Linked DNA regions of Mus musculus: region 1 is linked to region 2. The links are chromatin loops, found by intact Hi-C in ENCODE. Cell type or tissue: gastrocnemius. All regions are shown on one strand. Each heading gives the region's core, and the rest is flanking DNA. Links, peaks and the distances in the headings are about the cores only.

What was found. Peaks named below come from ENCODE experiments on the same cell type or tissue, not always from the same donor. Only the 100,000 strongest peaks of a DNase experiment are listed, where the experiment ranks them.
Region 1: a loop joins it to region 2, with 3 times the contacts of the local background. A loop is called at or near these places in 4 of 42 quality-filtered maps.

What each region holds. Positions count from the first base shown.
Region 1 is chr10:76,463,793-76,473,213 of GRCm38, reverse strand. Ybey (ybeY metallopeptidase) reads left to right here and starts at 4,100. Exons shown (of 5, transcript NM_172550.4): 1 at 4,100-4,440; 2 at 4,828-5,057; 3 at 6,849-6,977; 4 at 8,889-8,957. The coding sequence starts at 4,848. Mcm3ap (minichromosome maintenance complex component 3 associated protein) reads right to left here and starts at 4,312. Exons shown (of 29, transcript NM_019434.3): 1 at 4,000-4,312; 2 at 1,962-3,265; 3 at 1,565-1,791. The coding sequence starts at 3,159. In gastrocnemius, for the core only: a CTCF peak has its summit at 4,380; a DNase peak (open chromatin) is centred at 4,324; H3K4me3 peaks cover 1,940 bases; H3K27ac peaks cover 1,835 bases.
Region 2 is chr10:76,618,402-76,627,822 of GRCm38, reverse strand. It overlaps Col6a2 (collagen, type VI, alpha 2), which reads left to right and starts at 4,419. Exons shown (of 28, transcript NM_146007.2): 1 at 4,419-4,572. In gastrocnemius, for the core only: a CTCF peak has its summit at 4,389 (motif pointing left); DNase peaks (open chromatin) are centred at 2,677 and 4,367; H3K4me3 peaks cover 2,834 bases; H3K27ac peaks cover 2,706 bases.

The DNA.
Region 1 (9,421 bases), core at 1,955-6,954, 150 kb after region 2:
TGACTTTTTCTTCTCTGTATTGTTTGAATGTTTAGACTAACCATGAACTTAGCCAAGTAATACAAAAGCAAAAGCAGAAAATTCAAGTTTGAAAAAGTATTATGCAAGCCAGGTGGTGGTGGTGCACACCTTTAATCCCAGAACTGGGGAGGCAGAGGAAGAGGCAGAGGTAAACAGATCTCTGAGTTTGGGGCCAGCCTGGTCTACAGAGTGAGTTCCAGGTCAGCCAGGGCTACACAGAGAAACCCTGTCTCAAGAGGGAAACAAAGTACTATGTGTCTACAGTGACTCTCAGACCTTTCAGAGGAACCAGACTCCACAGGCACAGCTCGGTCCTCCCCTGCAGCACCATACTCTCCAGAGAACTCAGACCTGCACACGCCCAGGTTAGGAAAACAAACTATGTCATCCCGACCTCAAGTGAAGAAGAGATTCTTAAAAAATCATTTCAGAGCTGGGCATGGTGGCGCATGCCTTTAATCCCAGCACTCGGGAGGCAGAGGCAGGCGGATTTCTGAGTTTGAGGCCAGCCTGGTCTACAAAGTGAGTTCCAGGACAGCCAGGGCTATACAGAGAAACCCTGTCTCGAAAAAAAAAAAAAAAAATTTCAGGGGGCTGGAGAGATGGCTCAGTGGTTAAGAGCACTGACTGCTCTTCCAGAGGTCCTGAGTTCAAATCCCAGCAACCACATAGTGACTCACAATCATCTGTAATAGGATCTGACAGCCTCTTCTGGTGTGTCTGCAGACAGCAACAGTGTACTCATATACATAAAATAAATTTTTAAAAATAGTAATTTTAGCAAGCATGCCTAGGAATGGGTTTCATATGGCATTTCATACGCATGTATCATTATACCTTACTCTAATTGGTTCCCTTCCCTTACATCATGCCCCGGGCCTCTGCTGGCTATTTACCTATACCCCTACACCCCCAAGTCTCCCTTCTGTTTCCACGTCACATGTCCATTATCCTCTTTATCAACCTTCCCTTTAAAATCTCGTCGTCCTCTCAAACTCCTTCTCTATCATGATCCATACCCCACACAGTCACACAAATCTAATTCTGAACCTAGAATGAGCTATTTAAAGAGAAAAGGAAAGCTACGTGAGTGCTTTCCCTACCATCTATCAAGCAAGTGACTTATGGCTGAAAAGGGAAAAGAGTTTGCAAGTGACGACGTTGGAGCTGGAGAGATAGACAGGCAGCAGGCAGGAGCACTTGCTGCAATTCCAGACGGAGGCCTGCGTTTTATTTCCAGCACCCACATGGTTCCACCCATTGTAAAATCATCTGTTACTCTGGTTCTAGAGGATCTGATGCCCTCTTCCGACCTCTATGGGCATCAGACATGCAAGTGATGCAGAGACAAACATGCCAGCAAAACACTGATACACAAAAATTAAAAATAATTTTTTAAAAAATGTATTTTTCAAGTGACCAAGTTGAGGACTGAGAACACAGGCTCAGAGGGGCGGAGCTTGCATCTCCTGCTCAGAGCCCTGGGTGTGATTCTTTGCAATGCAGAAAAAGCGACAGGCAGCAGGTTCTCGGGAGTACTCACGTGGTCGAAAAAATGAATCACGGCGAGCTTCTTGCTGCGTCTGGTGAAGACCCGCTGGACTTTAGCGATTTTGCTGAAGTGTTTCTCCAGGATGGCTCTGTCGTTGAGGTAGTCGGGGATGTTCTTGCACTGGATGGCTGTGAGCTCTAAAGAAGACACGCCCCCGAGGCTGTAGATCCACTCTTCCCTTCGCTTACTCTGGCGCACAGACTTTCCCCTGAGAGAATCTGGAATTTAGAGAGCAGACAAGTAAGTCTGTCAGGGACAACACTTCCAGGCAAAAGGAGCCACCACGGGATAAAAGCCAAGATCGTGGGACTTAAAATCAAGTGACCACAAGGGACCTCACAAGAGCTCGGCAGCACACTTTTGTGGCACACACATGTTTAGGACTCACCTTCTTTCTCATCTCTACTTTCTTCTTCCTCTTTAGTCACAGCTGGAAGGCGGGAAGGTACCATGGTGGACTGACTCCCTCCTGGGACGGCCGCGTGGTCACTTTCCCCAGGTTCCGCAAAGCCACTCTCCTTGGATTCCTTGCTGCCCAGGCGGCCTGCCTCTTTATTGCTTTTGAAGACCTCCTGTATTGTCCGGCCAAACAAAGTACCTCCCCGGGGTCTGTTGAGGCGGACTGGCCGTTTATCTGGGGGATGGTCGCCCCTGGACAGGGGATCAGGGTCTTCTGCTGCCTCGTGGCAATGTCTCCTCGGGGAGCGATCCTGGTCCTCTTTCCTCTTTAATCCCTTCATGAGGGTGGGAAGTGGCTCCACCTGGGAGATGGCTTCCTCACATCCTTGGCGGAGGCTTGGTTTGTTAGCTGGGAAGGGCTCCCCCAAAGATCCTGGTGACGCTGTGGGGAAAGTACTGAAGCTACTGTTTGAGCTTCCAAACGCTGACGTAGAAACCCTCTTCTCTTCTTCTACATTTTGGTTAGACAAAGGAGAGGCAAAGGCAGGAGTATTACTAGTAACTGGTTTCGAAAAGATAAAACTTGAGCTAGTCACCGAACTATTTGTCACCTGTGGGAAAGAAAAAGGGGTCAGGCCTCCAGACCCGCTACCAACGGGATGGGAAAATGTAAAAAATCCAGAAGAAATCTGGCTCTGGGTTTTTTCTGGCTCTGACTCAGGCCCCGGTATCGGTTTGAAGACTGCATTTTCCAGAGGTTTAAACTTGAATTCCGTCTTCCGAAAGCCAGAACCTGCTACTTCTCCGGTTTCTGGCCCAAAAGTAGCGCCACTTGGGAAAACCCCAACACTAGAGGTTGACTTAAAGCTGAATGCCGTATTGCCGGGCACAGAGGAACTCGAAGTAGCTGCGAAAGAAGGTGTGGATTCGAGACTAGAGAAGAGTCCCACACTTGAGGTTTGGGTGAGTCCAAATGCTGGCAAGGAGGAAGAATGGCTTCCTCCAGAGGGTGTTGCAAAGCTTGGTACTTGTGAAAACGCCAGGCTCTTGCTGGGTGTGCTGTTCTGTCCAAAAAGGGAAGGCTGGCCAAATCGAAATGGTGATTTAGTCTGATATGTTCCCGTGGTGCTGGAAGATACCGCAAAAGCACTGGGCTGCTGCCCTCCGAAGGGGTTCACCGGGTGCATCTTCAAGCCAATTATCTGAAGGCAATAAATATGGACTATACACAAGTAGCTCTCCTCTTTAAATTATCTGTTGCCAGGGGAAGCTCTCCTTCATCCTCAGGATGACCTGGAAAAAAAAAAAAAGGTTAGGACATCACAGCATATTTTGCTCCAACTCTTAAATCACAGAAATTCTAAGACAATTATTTAAAAGGCAAGGGCACAACGGGCCGCCGACCACTCACAGATCAACAGGTTTTGGACACAGGGTATTAGAAATGGATTATGGTGTAAGGGAGGTTTAAAGATTTTTTTTTCTTTTTCTTTTCATTAAAGACAAGGTCTCGTAAAACGGGCTTGGTGGCGCATGCCTTTAATCCCAGCACTCGGGAGGCAGAGGCAGGCAGATTTCTGAGTTCAAGGCCAGCCTGGTCTACAAAGTGAGTTCCAGGCCAGCCAGGGCTATACAGAGAAACCCTGTCTCGAAAAACCAAAAAAAAAAAAAAAAAAAAAAGACAAGGTCTCGCTTAGCCCAGGCTTGCCTCAAGCTTACTACAATCAAGCACAACCTTAAGTTCCTTTCTTCTGCCTCGGTCTCCCTTCTGCTGGGACCACAGGTGTGCTCCAGCAGGCTTAGGTGAAGCCTGATCCGTTATGATTAAAATAAAAATGCAAAGCATTTTATTCAATTGATACCTTCTCGGGGAAAAAACAAGCAAACAAACAAACAAACAAAACCTCAGTAATAAGACGGGAACACATCACTTATCAGATTCTTGCGATCTCCAAGGCAAAATAAATAAATAAATAAATAAAAACACAAAAACCGTAATTTAAAATGTTACTGCTTTGGGTTCCTACCATCTCATTTTTCTCCCGGTAACTCGAACTTGCGATGCCCTGGTCTAGAAATAATAGCTTTTTATCCCCGATGCTTAACACTCCGGAAGCCGGCCGCTAGGTTAACAGACGCCTTCGAGCGAAGACTAGTGAAGGCCTTCAGCAACTCGGCAAAGACACAAGGGACAGCGGAGGCCGCGGAGGGAGGAGCAAGTCCGCCAGATACGGCCACTGTCGCCAGCGCTTGTGCTCGCCCACAGTCTGCGTGCAGCCTCTACCGGGCCCACCGCACCGCAACAAACCGGCCACTGGAGCGGGCTCTTGGGTGTGCGCTACGGACATCAAATTTGTAGGACCAACTTCCGGTCCTCCGCATCCGGCTTCCGCTCTCTGGGGTGTGCTGCTGCTGATCTTCCGGCAGGCGGCCCGCCAGACCCCCGACCTTCTTCACGGTCGGATTCGGTAAGTGCACGGCGATCCCGCATTGTGCGGCGTGGAAGCCCCTCGTTCGTGCGTGGATCCTCCAGCCTGAGTGCCCGAGAGACGCTGGACCCACAGCGACCCCATTTGCTCACCCACACTCATCCTCACCTGGTCCTGCACCATTGCAACCGCCCCAAACCACTTGCCTTATTCTGCACGTTGTGCCCAGTCTACCCTGTTTATTAGTTTCCTAGGGTAAATAAAGGTGATTTCCCTTAGCATTGCCACCAGATAAATCCCATCAAATAAAGTTTTATTGTGAGCGCGTGTGTGTTTTTACATAACTTATCACTCTCTAGTAGTTACGGGTCTTTTCTCGAACTTTAACCACAGGTTCCTTCCAACCATTTTTTTTTTTTTTTAAAGGGCTGGGTGTTCTTCCCGAAATGAGTTTGGTGATTAAAAATCTGCAGCGGGTGGTCCCCATCAGAAGAGTGCCACTTCGCAGGAAGATGGATTTAGTCAGGAGTATCTTAGGAGTGAAGAAATTTGACCTGGGGATCATCTGTGTTGACAACAAGACTATTCAGAACATTAATAGGATCTACAGGAATAAAAATGTCCCAACTGACGTGCTTTCTTTCTCATTTCATGAGGTAAATATGTATACCTCATATTTAAAATAAATATATATGTATGTATATATGTTCTTCTCGTACAGCTTACCTTCCTTCCAGAATAGTTCCTGTTAATTACATTACAGATCTGGTTATCTTTGATTTTGAAGTTTTCTGGAAATGCACTGAAGTCTAGCCTGGTGTGACTGTGCATGCCTTTAATCCCATCTATCCAAGAGGCAGAGGCAGTCGAATCTTTGTGAGTTCAAAGCCACCTTTGGTCTGCCTGGTTAGTTTAAGGCCAGACAAAAGCCACATAAGAAGCCCCTTTCTCAGCCGGGTGGCAGTGGTGGCACACACCTTTAGTCCTAATGCTTGGGAGGCAGAGAAAAGCAGATCTCTGAATTCAAGTCCACCCTGGTGTTACAGAGTGATTAACAGGACAGCCAGGGCTACAAAGAGAAACTCGGTCCAAAAAAAAATCCTCTCTATCTCAAAAACAAGCAAATAAAAAACAGAAATGAAGCAATATGACATAGACCCATTAAGTATGTCTAGCCCTAAACATCACAATTCCTCTATGCAGGGACCACTCTCACTAACTCAGTGCCCTCAGGAAATTCAAATAAGAGTGTCTGCAGTTTTAAGTGTACCTCAGTAGTAAATGCTTGGACAGAAAAGTAAAAACTGGTAAGCATTATCAACAGATTCCCTTGCGATAGATAGCTACAAGGAACCACATTGTCTAAATAGCTTCCCCCATTGTTAGCAGAAGAAATGGGAATACTCCTTTTGGGGAATGAATTGGTAGTAAATGGTGCTTCAAAGGATAGAAAAGAGAAGGAAAGAGCCAAGGATGCAGGCTTAACCCTGGAAAGTTAAGCCTTGTGATTGTGGCATAAAATAAGGTCAGGCACCCGTGCAGAGTGGGCATGGTGGTCAGGCAGAGACAGGACAGGACTCGAGGTGTGCGTTGGGAGAGGCTGGATGCAGTAGAATCAGTGTCGCCTGCTTCTAACTGCAGACAGGATTGGGCTATAGCCCGCACAAGATGGGTAGAACAGAGCCCAGCAGAGGGGACTGAAGGTCTACAGCATGTCTGAAGAGGCCACAGCTAATGAAGGATTTGTTTCTGTATATATATATATAGTGGATTATAGCATACACACGTTTCTTCCCCTGTCAAAGCAAAGTTCTTTCTGCTTTTCTCTTTTTTTTTTTCCACCCTTTGGTTTTTCGAGACAGGGTTTCTCTGTGTAGCTCTGGCTGTCCTGGAATTCACTTTGTAGACCAGGCTGGCCTCGAACTCAGAAATCCACCTGCCTCTGCCTCCCAAGTGCTGGGATTAAAGGCGTGCGCCACCACGCCCGGCTTATATGTAAGTACACTGTAGCTGTCTTCAGACACTCCAGAAGAGGGAGTCAGATCTCGTTACCGATGGTTGTGAGCCACCATGTGGTTGCTGGGATTTGAACTCCGGACCTTCAGAAGAGCAGTCAGTGTTCTTACCCACTGAGCCACTCTCCAGCCTGTTTCCCTTAACAGGAAAAAATGGCAGGCACACAAGTGGGGAAAGAGTGTGATTGTGTCCATATGCCAATTCAATGATATTGAATGTGACTTTGAGAGGGGTTGGGGGGGTGAGTAGATAATTTGATAAAAACAGCACGTGAGGGTCACTGTGTGATAACTGCATTCCACCCCCTCAGACTCTTTGATGGTCCTTAGCCTTCATTATGCAGCTTGAGCATCCTGTGGTTAAGAGTCCCGTGCCCTCTGCTAAACAAGTGAGCCAGGTCCTTGTAACCTGGTGATGTTTCTCCTTTTCAGAATCTGAAAGCTGGCGAATTTCCTCAGCCACACTCACCGGATGATTATAATCTGGGAGACATTTTCCTAGGGGTGGAGTACATTCTTCAGCATTGCAGAGAAAGTGAGGATTACTGTGATGTCCTGACGGTAAGTCGGGTGCGGAGCCACATACGCTCGCAAAGGAACTTCAAATGAACCTTAGAGAAGGTGGAAGAGGAGACTCCTGGTAACACACGAGCATCCACACATACCACTTGTATTGATGGGACTGGAAGCTCCAGACTTGAGGGAAGGAGAACACACTGGGGGGGGGGGGGGAAGCCTGGTGTCCCCAGGGACTTCTTCAGCTTTTATCTCTAGAAATGGGACCATGCTTCCCTAATTGAAATTTGCTGGATTGGCTTCTTATTACACTACCCAGAACAGAACAGGAGCCTCCACACTTCAGAGTTTGAAGGCAGGAGGGGAAACTAACAAGAGACGCGATGTACCAGTGTTCAGTAGAAGAGCTCCACTTTGGCAGAACACCCACAGCCTTGCTGTCTGTGGGCCTCCTAGAGTTGAAGAGTGACCCAAAGCAGGCCCTGGTGGTGACCCAGAGTTAAGGCCTTGGCCTTGACTGTCTCCTTGATCTCGGATAGTGCAGCCTGTGCTATACAGAGTTGGGGAAGTTATAATTCTCTGCTGTGAAGGAAGTGGCCCAGAGCCAGCAGCGGCACTGCCAGTTGACATAAAATAACACCTCTGCTTTAAAGGAAATAAGAAACTAGTTTATTCTGAGCCAAATGAGGGTGGCTACTGAAGCCAAAGAACAGATTTGGGTTACTGTACAACATGGAAGGGGTTGTGTGAACTCTCATAGTCCCGGAATAGACAAAAGGCACATGTCACCAGTGACTTCAGTGCAGACGTTAGACAGACAGTATACAGGGAGGTGGTGGCAATTCTGTAGGTTTCCCACACAACCACTGAGTGTCCCTGGCTTTAGGGATGGCCGAGGCTAGAAGTGTGTCAGACTAACCATGCTTTCCAAGAGGTGATCTGCTCAACATGAGGGTATTAGGGCAGATCCCAAGGTTCGTAGTAAATGGTTATTAGAGGGTACTAAAGATTGCTAGAGATAACTTTAGCTTAGCTTGCAGTAGTCCTCTCTATAAATCTTGGTGTTCTGGTCAGCCAAAGCTAGACATCATGCAGGCTCTTCATTAGCTGGGCTCTTCAGATCTTCAGTGCCCTCTGCTGGACTCTGTTCTACCCCTTCTTGTGCGGGCTATAACCCAATCCTGTCTGCAGTTAGAAGCAGGCGACACTGATTCTGCTGCGTCCAGCCTCTCCCTCCACCTACTCGAGTCCTGTCCTGTCTTTGCCTGACCACCATGCCTACTCTGCACAGGTGCCCTGACCTTGTTTTACGCCCTAGCCTAGAGGGATGGCTCCGTGGGTATCAGGAGCCACTGTTCTGGTGAACACGAGTTCTCTTCCCAGCATCTGGGTCAGGTATTTTACAACCGCCTGCCCCCAGCTCCAAGGTATCAGATGTCCTCTCAGGCCGCAAGGATGTCTGTACTCATGTGCACATATACACAATTTAAAAATAATAAGTAAATAAATGAAAAGATGTAGACTATACCACCCAGGTCTTGAACTCTTGGATTCAATCAATACTTCACTGCAACCTTCTAGACCACTGATACTACAACCGTGATTCACCCTTGCTTAATTCTATCTAGTCAGATTCCCAATACTGCCAGGGACAATCAACTCTTTTTACCTGGTCTCAACCCCAAACAGTGTTGCTCCACACTAATTAAGTGAACTGAGTGAATGAATTGTTCTGTTTTAGACAGGAGGCGATAGAGGTTGGGATGTAGCTCACTGGTAGCACTTGCCTAGACAGGAGAGAACTGAGTATTAACTCCAACCCAGGGCAGCAACTGTGTATCCTGCCCCAGGGTCCTGGCGTAGGACAACTCAGTCTTACAAGGGTCCTCTGTGAGCCCGAAGGGGCGGCCGTCTGGTAGATCATCCCCTGAGCTGACTTCTCAATTACTCCAACAGGTCACAGCCACCCATGGACTCTGTCACCTGCTGGGCTTCACCCACAGCTCCAAAGCCGAGTGGCAAAAGGTAGGAGGGGTACCTGTGCAAGGGGCTACCCCAGATACACCCTTAACCCTTAGGCTGCTGCCCAGCATTCCCCTCCCCCACCTCGAAACCCCATGGCAAGAGGCCGAACTACAGCCTCCATCCATCCTGCCTGGAAAGGTGAGGTCTTGTATTGAAGGCTCTGGCTCCTCATGATACTTCACTCCTGAAAGGCACCCTGGACAGGCAGGTGAAAGTTAAATTCCCTGAATGCTAGCTATTATCGATGGGGGTCAAGGGACACTTAATGTTCAGAAAAACATACAAAAAATAAAAAATAATAAAAAAAACCCTTACCCATCAGTTGGCAACAAATAATGCTAAGTCATGGTTTTTTTCTTCTAACGGCCAATGGGTACCACACTTAAAGCCCACTACGTTGTCCAATAGGCTTGGGTTACGTTTGTAGGTAATGTGTGTGCTGGTTATCTGCAGAGGCAGAGGAA
Region 2 (9,421 bases), core at 1,597-6,596:
AATCTAACTGCATGTAGTTTAGATGTACTCGGAGTGGTTGAGGGGGAGAAAATCAATACCACTGGACCAGAAGTTGAAACAGTCAGAATGTCTTTCTCCTGTTCCAGCCTCTTCAGTGAGCCTTATTCTTCCCACGGTGAGAAGAGTGGCCTCTCCTGTCTACCCTTCATAACACAGGGTCCCCTAGAGGGGCTCCAGCAACCGCCTGGTTTCACTTCCTGATAAATGTGTGTGTCCAACACACACACACACACACAAAATGGAACTCAAAGACTACCTAACCAAGTCCTTGACTGGGCTTCTCCTGAATGCTCTTGAGATACTCCTCTGAGGCATTTGTGCCCCCATCACCTGGCATCCTCGTTCTCCCTGGACCCTAAGAACCAGCCCTCTGCTCCTGGACCAACTGAAAACAAAAGCAATTATCTGTGAGCTAATTAAGGACACGGGAGTATCACCAACTTGAAAAGATGAAACCTCTATAGCTCTACCACCAACTCTGAATAATCAGGTGCTGTCACAGAGCAGCTCATGTGGTCACCCACAGCAGGGGCCTTTGTGATGGTTTTGTTTGTTTGTTTTTGTTTCTGCTTTGTCTTTGGAGAAAGTGAAACCCTGAGGGGTATGGGGGAAATTGAAGCTCTGGGAGTTGGGGAAGTTACTGGTGTGTTGACTCTACCTGAGCGAAAGGAACTAAAACCATCCTTTGAAATATAATCAATATATCCAGGGCCAAAAGCAACACTCCTGGATCTAGAATGTTCCCACAGATGTCTCAAGCATAAGGAAGCCACTGATGGTCTTCCAAGAGCTACTGCAGTCTTTCAAGGGCCTAAGAACATAGGTAGAAGGAGTGACAGAATTGCTCACTGTGACAGGGTACTCATGCATGTCTTGTTTCTCTGGTCTCCCAAACAGTAAAGAATACACATGATGTTTATTGTCCTAGCATCTCCCAGAAACAGGATCAAAACCAAACCAAACAAACAAAAAATAAGACAAACAAGCAAAAGTCCTGTGACTTTTGTTCTCTACATTCTCCCTGGTGGCAGGGAATGACACTTAACTAGGGGGCATCCTTGAGCAGGTAGCCAATCTCTCAGGACCCGTCATGGATTGGCACTCAGAAGGTACAGCGTTTGCAGGGATGGCTCTGGGTTGCCTCATGTCAGCTCAGTAGAGCCTCAGTGGCTACTACAGAGAGATGAGCAGCTTGGAAATGGAGCTGAGGAGGAAGAGGAAGGCAAGCTAGTCCTCCCATGGCTTTGGGATGTGAGCAGACCTCTTCTCCTCCATAGGCAGTGAAGGCCAAAGGCTCATCCCTCCAGAGCCCTCATCGACATAAGCAGATTTTCATTGAAAAGAAAAAAAATGGGATGTCTAGAATCCTTGCTATGGCGTGAAGTCAGCTACTGCCTCAAGACAAGACCCATGGATCGACTGTGTGAGCTACAATCACATTCTTGGACCAGAAGAAAGAGAATTGGGGCATGTACTTGCCTCCCCCACCCGAACCTCTGATGACCGCCCTTTCAGCCACGACTCCTTATAATTATACAGGATCCCAAATCCTTTCTCCAAAAGGGAATCCTGATGACATCCTGTGCCTCCAGGAAAGCGTCCACTCAGACCTAAGGTCTAATCATCCTTAAGTTGATTTAGCATCCCCTTTCCCTAATGTACAAACACCCAAATGAGCAACAGTCAATAGCCTGATTGTCCATTCTGTCTGTTCATTGTATGAGCTTCAAAATCCTGTCCCCAGGGCTCTCCTCGCTGCTCCTATGAATATGTGCCAGCTAGCTCTTCCAACTCTATCAAGTGCAGATTCTGTTTCATCTGCTCCAACCCTACACATCCCCACACTAGGGGACTTCTCCTCAGTCCTCAGGCAGCCTCCAGTGGGGCTCTAATCACGCCCTCAAAGCATTGTTCATCACTAGGAGGAATGGCTGACTTAGAAAAGATCACCCTGTCTGCGGGCCTCAAGAGCCAGGGGTACACAAGGCCACATATGCAGTTTCCATGGATGTCCAACCCAGGTGTCTCTCAAATGTGCCTGGAGCCAAGTGGGCCTCCCTGTCATCTCAGAACAAGGCACGATTTCCTTTAGCTATTAGAGAGACACTAAGAGGCCCTCTGGTATCAGAAGGAGCCCTTCGCTGATGGCTAAGCGTCTTGGTCTCCAGCTGTCCCTCTACAGGACATCAAAGCATCTCAGGAGTAACCATCCCACCCCATTGTCCTCCACATCCTTCAGATTCCCGTTCTGCCACATTGAGGTGTTCCCTGGTCTAGCCCAGGGTAAAACCTGCAACAGTTTACTCTCTTGTACTACAGACAATATCCCCCAATCAAGGCAGCGTCCTCTCGTTGTCTTCTGCCAGTGAATGGTTACTTTGTTGCCCCTTTCTCCACCCCTGCGGCCCTTCTGGATGCTAATGGAAATCCTCTGAGAAGCAGGGATCAGATGCAACTGACTTGGCAATGCTTGGGAAGACACAGAGCTGGTAGCCACAGGTATTGGAGCCTCTGGTGAGACAAACCCCTGTGAGGAGCTGGTGGGGAAACTTCAGCCTTGTCACTCCTAAATTGTCTTGGAGAACTAATCCCTCGAAAGATTCAGATCTTGGGATCTGTCAGCGTCCTTTTGCTGGAGAGCAGCCAAGACAGGAAGAATACAAAAGCTGAGGCATGGCCAGGTCAGCTGCGGTCTTCCATGGCTGGAGCACAAGCCTGAGCCTCTTGCTCATGGGCACCAATGCAGCTGTCACACACAGACACACCGTGACACAGACAGATGCTCTCTTTCAGGAGCGCGCGCACACACACACAAACACACACACACACACACACAGAGACAGAGACAGACAGACAGACAGACAGACAGACAGACAGAGATAGAGACAGAGAGACAAAGAAACGGAGAGAAAAAGACAGAGTCAGTGATAGAGAGAGGCATAGAGATAGAGAGACAGAGAGATGCAGAAACAAAGAGATAGAGACAGAGAGATGAGAAAGATACAGAGAAGGAGAAACAGAGGGAGAAACAGAGAGAGATAGAGAGACAAAGAGAGGGGGAGGGAGAGAGAGAGAGATGCAAATACCATACATAAGACACTCATGCATACTTACACCTCTGGCTCTAGTCCCTCCCTACCCTCTCAAAAGACCTCCAGCACAGAGCACGGCACACAGCAATAGCTGGCACTGCCCATGAAAGGCTGGTACTGATGCTGCATTGCTAATAGTCAGGTCAGGGCTCCAGGTCCTAGGGACTGCAAGTGGTAAGTGGTACAGGCTGATATCTCTCAGGCTGGGACCTGTAGGGACAGCTTTCAGCTCCCAAGAGGTCACCTTAATGGCATTTTCCTATTCCTTAGAAGAAACACTGGTCCTCCATTACTACTTAGGCACAAGGATCCAAGACACTGTGGAAGGTGCCTTGAGCCAACTTCTCAGGTGTGAGACATCAGAAGAAAGAGATGACAAAGCTTCAATGGGCAGAGGCAGGAAGGTCCTAAAGACAAGGACCTCCAGCAATATGGGCTTACCAAAAGTAGTTCCTCCCTGGACAGGAGGGGGTAGGGGGAGAACACAGAGTGGGACTGGAAGTCAGGGGCTAGATCAGAGATTTACTCAGCTGTATGAGAAACAAGCCTCATCACCCCCACTACCCTGCACCCTTGAGAACTGCCCCGAATTGAGCCCCTTCCCTATCCCTGCCTGTACTTCTCAGAGCCAGTCCTACTCCAGGCTAGAAAGTTAAGGCCCTAGCCATAGCTTATGCACCCTGCCAGCGATGTGAGCAGACCCCACTCAAAGCCGACCTCTGGGATTCTTGGAGGAAAGGGTTATATACCAATGCCAGGGCTCCTACATCTATGCCTGGTCCTCTTGCCTCTTCAGGGCCCTATCAACTTCCAGGAGCCTCAATACCAATTCAGGGCCCGCTGAACCCCAAAGACATACGTTCTTTGCATCCCTTCACTGCACTTTGAAGTTCAACCCCACATCCCGCCCAACTTCAGTCAGAATACTGGGGGTGGGGGGAGCGGGGGAGGGAGCCCTGGCCCAACAGGATAAGAATAGCTTCTACGGGGGGGGGGGGGGGGGGCTCCTTCCTTTACGTAGAGGAGGAGGGAGCTTGAGCAAAGGTCTGGGAGACCTAGGAGTCCAGAGGCTTGCAAGGAAAAATAAAAAAGTCACCAGGCACTACAGCACAGAGATGGTCCAGCTCCAACCCTGCTGCGTGTCCTGGCCACTCCCTCCCCTCGCCTTCCTTTCCTCCCCTCCCCCAGCTCATTCCCCAGCTTCATCTTAGTCCGTCCAGCAGCCCCACCCGCTGACCCCGCCCATCCGCGGGGCCGCAGCGCCCCCCAGCGGTCGAGTTTTCCAGGCATCCGCCCGCCCGGGACAGAGTTAAAGTGGGAGGCCCCTGGCTTGGTCCCCTCCCGTTCAGTCCCGGGCCGCGCCTGGGTCCCCTCCCTCCTACCCACTCGGCGCCCGCACCTCGGGCCGTCAGGACCCGGGCTGTCCTCGGGAAGTACCCAGGCATCTTCTCCAAGCCAGGTAAGCTTCTTCGCATGGTGTCCAGCTGGGACACGCGGGAAAAGGGGGAACAGGATTCGGGGGCTGCACCTCAGGGGTCTAAGGTGAGCACAGTTCTACCCAAACCGAAGGTCCTGCCCCAGGTTCTAGTCTCCAGGTGGCCCCTAGGCCTCTGTTCGACAGAGCCTGGTTGGGGTGCAGGCTTCTTATTCTAGACTCCACAGCTTTCTGCTCACCACTGACAGACCAGATCCCTGCTCCTTCCCCAGTCCTCAGAGTGTCTCACATCTGGTCAGACCCATGGCCATTGCTAGCAGGTCTGAGTTGTCTCCCAAGGGTTAAGGAACCTAAATTGCCTCAATGGGAAAATACGCTGTGACTTGAACCTGCACACAGTCCGTTGTTAGCCTCTCCGTAGGCCCTAAGGAAGAAGGGTAGTCTTCATGGGGAAGGAAGGTAACAGAGCCACTTGAACTAGTTCCTCAGATGGACTTCAAGGGTACTCTGCGGGAGGCAGAGAAGGGAGTCTCAGGTCCCAGCAGTGGGCTAGCCAGGTGCTCTCAAGGGGACACCTCGCCATCTCGAGGTACTCCCACTGTGCTTAAGGAGAGACCAGGCAGGAATCATAAAGATGAGGGTGGACCCAGGAATAATAAAGTCTGTCACTCTTGGCTCTATCCTAGCCCTGAGACTCCCTTGGGCACTCCAGTCCCTTGGGGACTCCAGTGGGCAACCTCAGAGACACCTCTCCTATAGACAGCAACACAGCCCCCTCGTGAAGCCTGGGTATTCTGGGGGTATCTCCATACTCATCTGAGGACATGGAGCCAAGTGCCATAGAGGGACAAGGTACCAACAAGGAACATTTAAGGTCCAGATTAAGTTGCTGGGTTCCTCCCCTTCCCCCAGTTAAATAGTTCTGGCTCTTGAGGCTAGCACACACATAGCAAAGGAAAAAAAGAAACAGGGCATTTGCAGCTTCATCTCACAGAAACTGGAGGTTACACAGGTGTCTGGGATCCCTTAGAGAGAAAAGGTGGGGCCAGAGACTGGGCTTGGACCTAGGGTCCCAGGGAACAGGTGATACCAATTGGGAGGGGTTGAACATAGGGGTTTAGAGCATCCATTCTGAAAGCTGTGCTTCAGTCTTGGGAACAGTGCGTTTCCCAGTGAAATGGTGTTGGGGAGCCAGCACAGACCTTGGAAGAAGTAGTCAAGACTACTGCCACTTGGGCAGTTTGTGTGCTGGAGGGTGGGTTCCTTCCTGTCCAGCAGTGATTTGCCAGCAAATCCAGTGAGCTCTTCTTTAGAGAGGCCTCTAAGGAGGTCTCTCGGCAGGGCATGGGAAGCTACGGGCATCGGAGGTTCTTTGATATGACTCTCAGAATCCAGCCAGCCTCGTTGTGTCTCTTTTGTCCATTCATGAAATCTGAGAGTCTAGAACCCCCACTGCACATGAGCAAACCTAGGGGTACTGCACATGAGCAAACCTAGGAACCCAGCCTCTGCCCTCAGTACTGGCTGGTCCAAACTATGGGCAGCATCTCCATGAGTGCCCACTGGAGATCCAAGACACAAATGCCAGATAGACAAGGGGCAGCTTCCTAGTCCACACGGCAGGGAACTGGCATAAGGAGTGGGGAGTTCTGTTCTGAGGGGCCCAGGTTCCACTCATTGCCCGTTACCCACCAGAGAAGCTGGACAGAACGCATGCCATCTACTCTCTGGCTCTCTGCTAATCTACCCATTGTGGTGTGCAATGCTTGAGGTTTGTTCTACTTAGCTATGTGGTGAGACCCTGGAGAGGAGGGAAAGGGGTGTGTGTGTGTGTGTGTGTGTGTGTGCGCGCGCGTGCGCACACACACACATATATACATATATACATATATACATATATATGTGTGTGTATACATACATATATATGTGTGTGTGTATACATACATATATATGTGTGTATGTGTGTATATATATGCATATATATTCTTTGAATAAATAAAGATGTACCCAGAAATGGAGGAGTTATATTATTTGGCAGTTCTGTTTATAATCTTTGGAGACACCTCCAGGGTTCTGACACCAATGTGCTTACATTCTCATCAGCTGTACTCAGGGTCCCAAATTCCTTTATATCCCCAATGCTTGTCATTTTCTAATTGGTTGGTTTCATGGTGTGTGTGTGTGTGCGCGCGTGCGTACATGCACACTCAAGCACCCAGATTCAAACCTAAGACAAGTTTCAACTTACTTGCACATGTTAGGCAAATGCTGTACCACTGAGCCACACCCCCAATCCTGTGCTGCAATTGTTTTTAATATTAAATAGGTGTATCAAACTGGCTATTAGGTTTCAACTTTCACCTGTAATTAATTTGAGTTTTCTTCGAAAAAGTTTTTGTTGATCTAGGCAAATATTTATGTTTTCTATTTATGGGGTTTCATTTCATAGACTTTCTCCATTTTTTTTCTAGTTTGTGTCTTGTGTGTCCTTTCTTCATCTCTATTATTCTCTGACAGGCATGGATGCATCTGTTGTGCCTTTTCTAGTCCCTTCAATTGTACACTAGGTTACTGATCTGAGCTCTTTTTGGGGGGGGGGGGTTTGGTGTAAGCTGTTACAGCTGTGAGCTTCTCCTCTTAGAAATGATTCTGCTATGTTTTAGAAATGTCTTATTAATTTTTATTCGTTTCAAGTGTTTTCTTACTTCCCTTGTATTTTTTTTCCATTTTTTATTAGGTATTTAGCTCATTTACATTTCCAATGCTATACCAAAAGTCCCCCATACCCACCCACCCCCACTCCCCCTTTTTGGCCCTGGTGTTCCCCTGTACTGGGGCATATAAAGTTTGCGTGTCCAATGGGCCTCTCTTGTATTTTTTTTTTTACTTGTTGGTTATTTTAAGAGCATGGTATTTAATTTCCACAATGCTAGGAGGTCCCAGTCTCCCCTTGTTACTAACCTCTAGGTTGGCTCCACTGGGATCTAAGATGTTCTTTAGGGTGTCTGTCTGGGCAAAGCTATTGACCTGGGCATTTTTGTGTCTTCCATTGCTTCCCCTCTCAATGAAGTGACTTCTCGAGTAATGAAAGGGCTGGAACTTCATTCTCTGCTTTATTTTCTGTCTCCATGTTGGAGTCATTCATTCAAAAGCAGTGATGGAACCACAGGAAACAGGAAAGCTGCTGTGTGTGCCCAGGGAGGGTCGTCTCGGAAAGAGCCCAGGAAGACCTCACATTCACAGTTCTACTTCAGGCTGATTCTTGTCACAGAGGCTGTCTGTAGCCATCAGAGTCAAAATTTTAAAACCTCAAATCAGCACGGAGGCAGAGATTCTGGGTTGCAGAGTTACTCCATTATTAGGCTCAAATCTCTGGTTTTCAGTAAACCATCGGAAAGAATGTGAAAGAAGAGGGACAGATCGTCCAGAATGGAAGAGAAAAGAATTGTCATATATATATATATATATATATATATATATATATATATATATATATGTATATGTGTGTATAGTACATATCTATATATCTATATATAGAGAGATAGTATATATCTATATATCTATGTATATATATAGATATGTAGATATAGTAGATATCTATAAAATCAGTAGATTTATATATCAGTATATATATATATATATGTAAATCAGTATATATATATGTACATATATATATATATATATATATATATATATATATAGAGAGAGAGAGAGAGAGAGAGAGAGAGAGAGAGAGATGAAGAAAGAAGGGGTGGATACGTGACTCAGTGGTAGAGTGCTTGGCTAATAAAGAGAAGAAATAAATCAATAGAACCTGTATATGAGAACAGCCCACTGGTAGGTCTACTAGACAAAGACTTTAAAATAGTCATCTTTAAAATGCTTAAAGAACTAATGGAAGATATAAAGGACATTAGAAAATAATTTATGGATAAAATGAAAGTGTCGATGAGGTGCCAGGAAAAAAAACTAAAAATAAACCCAAAATATGAAAAGTACAGACTTGAAATGAAAGTCTTACTAGAGAGAGAGTCTGAGGCATGTTTGAGCAGCCAGAAGAGAGGTTCGGTGAACTTAAGTCAGAACGTGAAAAACTGTCAAGTCTGTGGAGCAGAAAGAAAATTCTCAAGAAAAGTGAATAAGGCCTCAGAGGGCCACAGAGCATCATCAAGAGCAACATGTGCACTGTGGGAGACTCAGGAGAAGGAGCCAAGGGGGTAGAGAGCTTGAAGAAATAATATCTGGGGCTGGGGGCAAACTGCACAAGCTTTATCAATGAATATAAACACCCAAGAAGCTTAAACTCCAAGCAGGATGAGCTCAGAGAGGCCTACACTCAAACCTATTACAATTTAACCCCAAAGACAGAATCTGGAAGGCAGTAAGAACGATGTGTCAAATACAAAGCATCCTTGATAAGTTTCCTGGAAGATTGCCTTTCAAAGCTTGAATCCAGAGGCAGAGGGTTAACTAATATAGGCAAAGTGGTGAAGGCAAACTAGTATCAACCAAGAAGCCTCTACCTGGCAGAACTGTTCCTTGAATGTAAAGGAGAAACAAAGACACTACTAGATCAACAAAAGCCGAGGACATTCATCATCAGGAGCATCTGCCCTGAGAAGAGGGTTACAGGAAATCCTGAGGGTTACCATGGAGGGTGATGGACAATAACTCACAGCCATAGGAAGACAGGAGGATCTCAGACAAGGAAAACACAGTGGACAACTGTTAAAAGCTACTGTTATTGAGGGTAGCACTGGGTTTTGTTCTATACATGATTTGAAAAGCTAATAAGTTTTAAAGGAAAACAGTTATTTGCCTAAAAGCTAGTGTTACTGTTTGATGTGTAATTTCAAAGTTTCTTTGCTGTAGA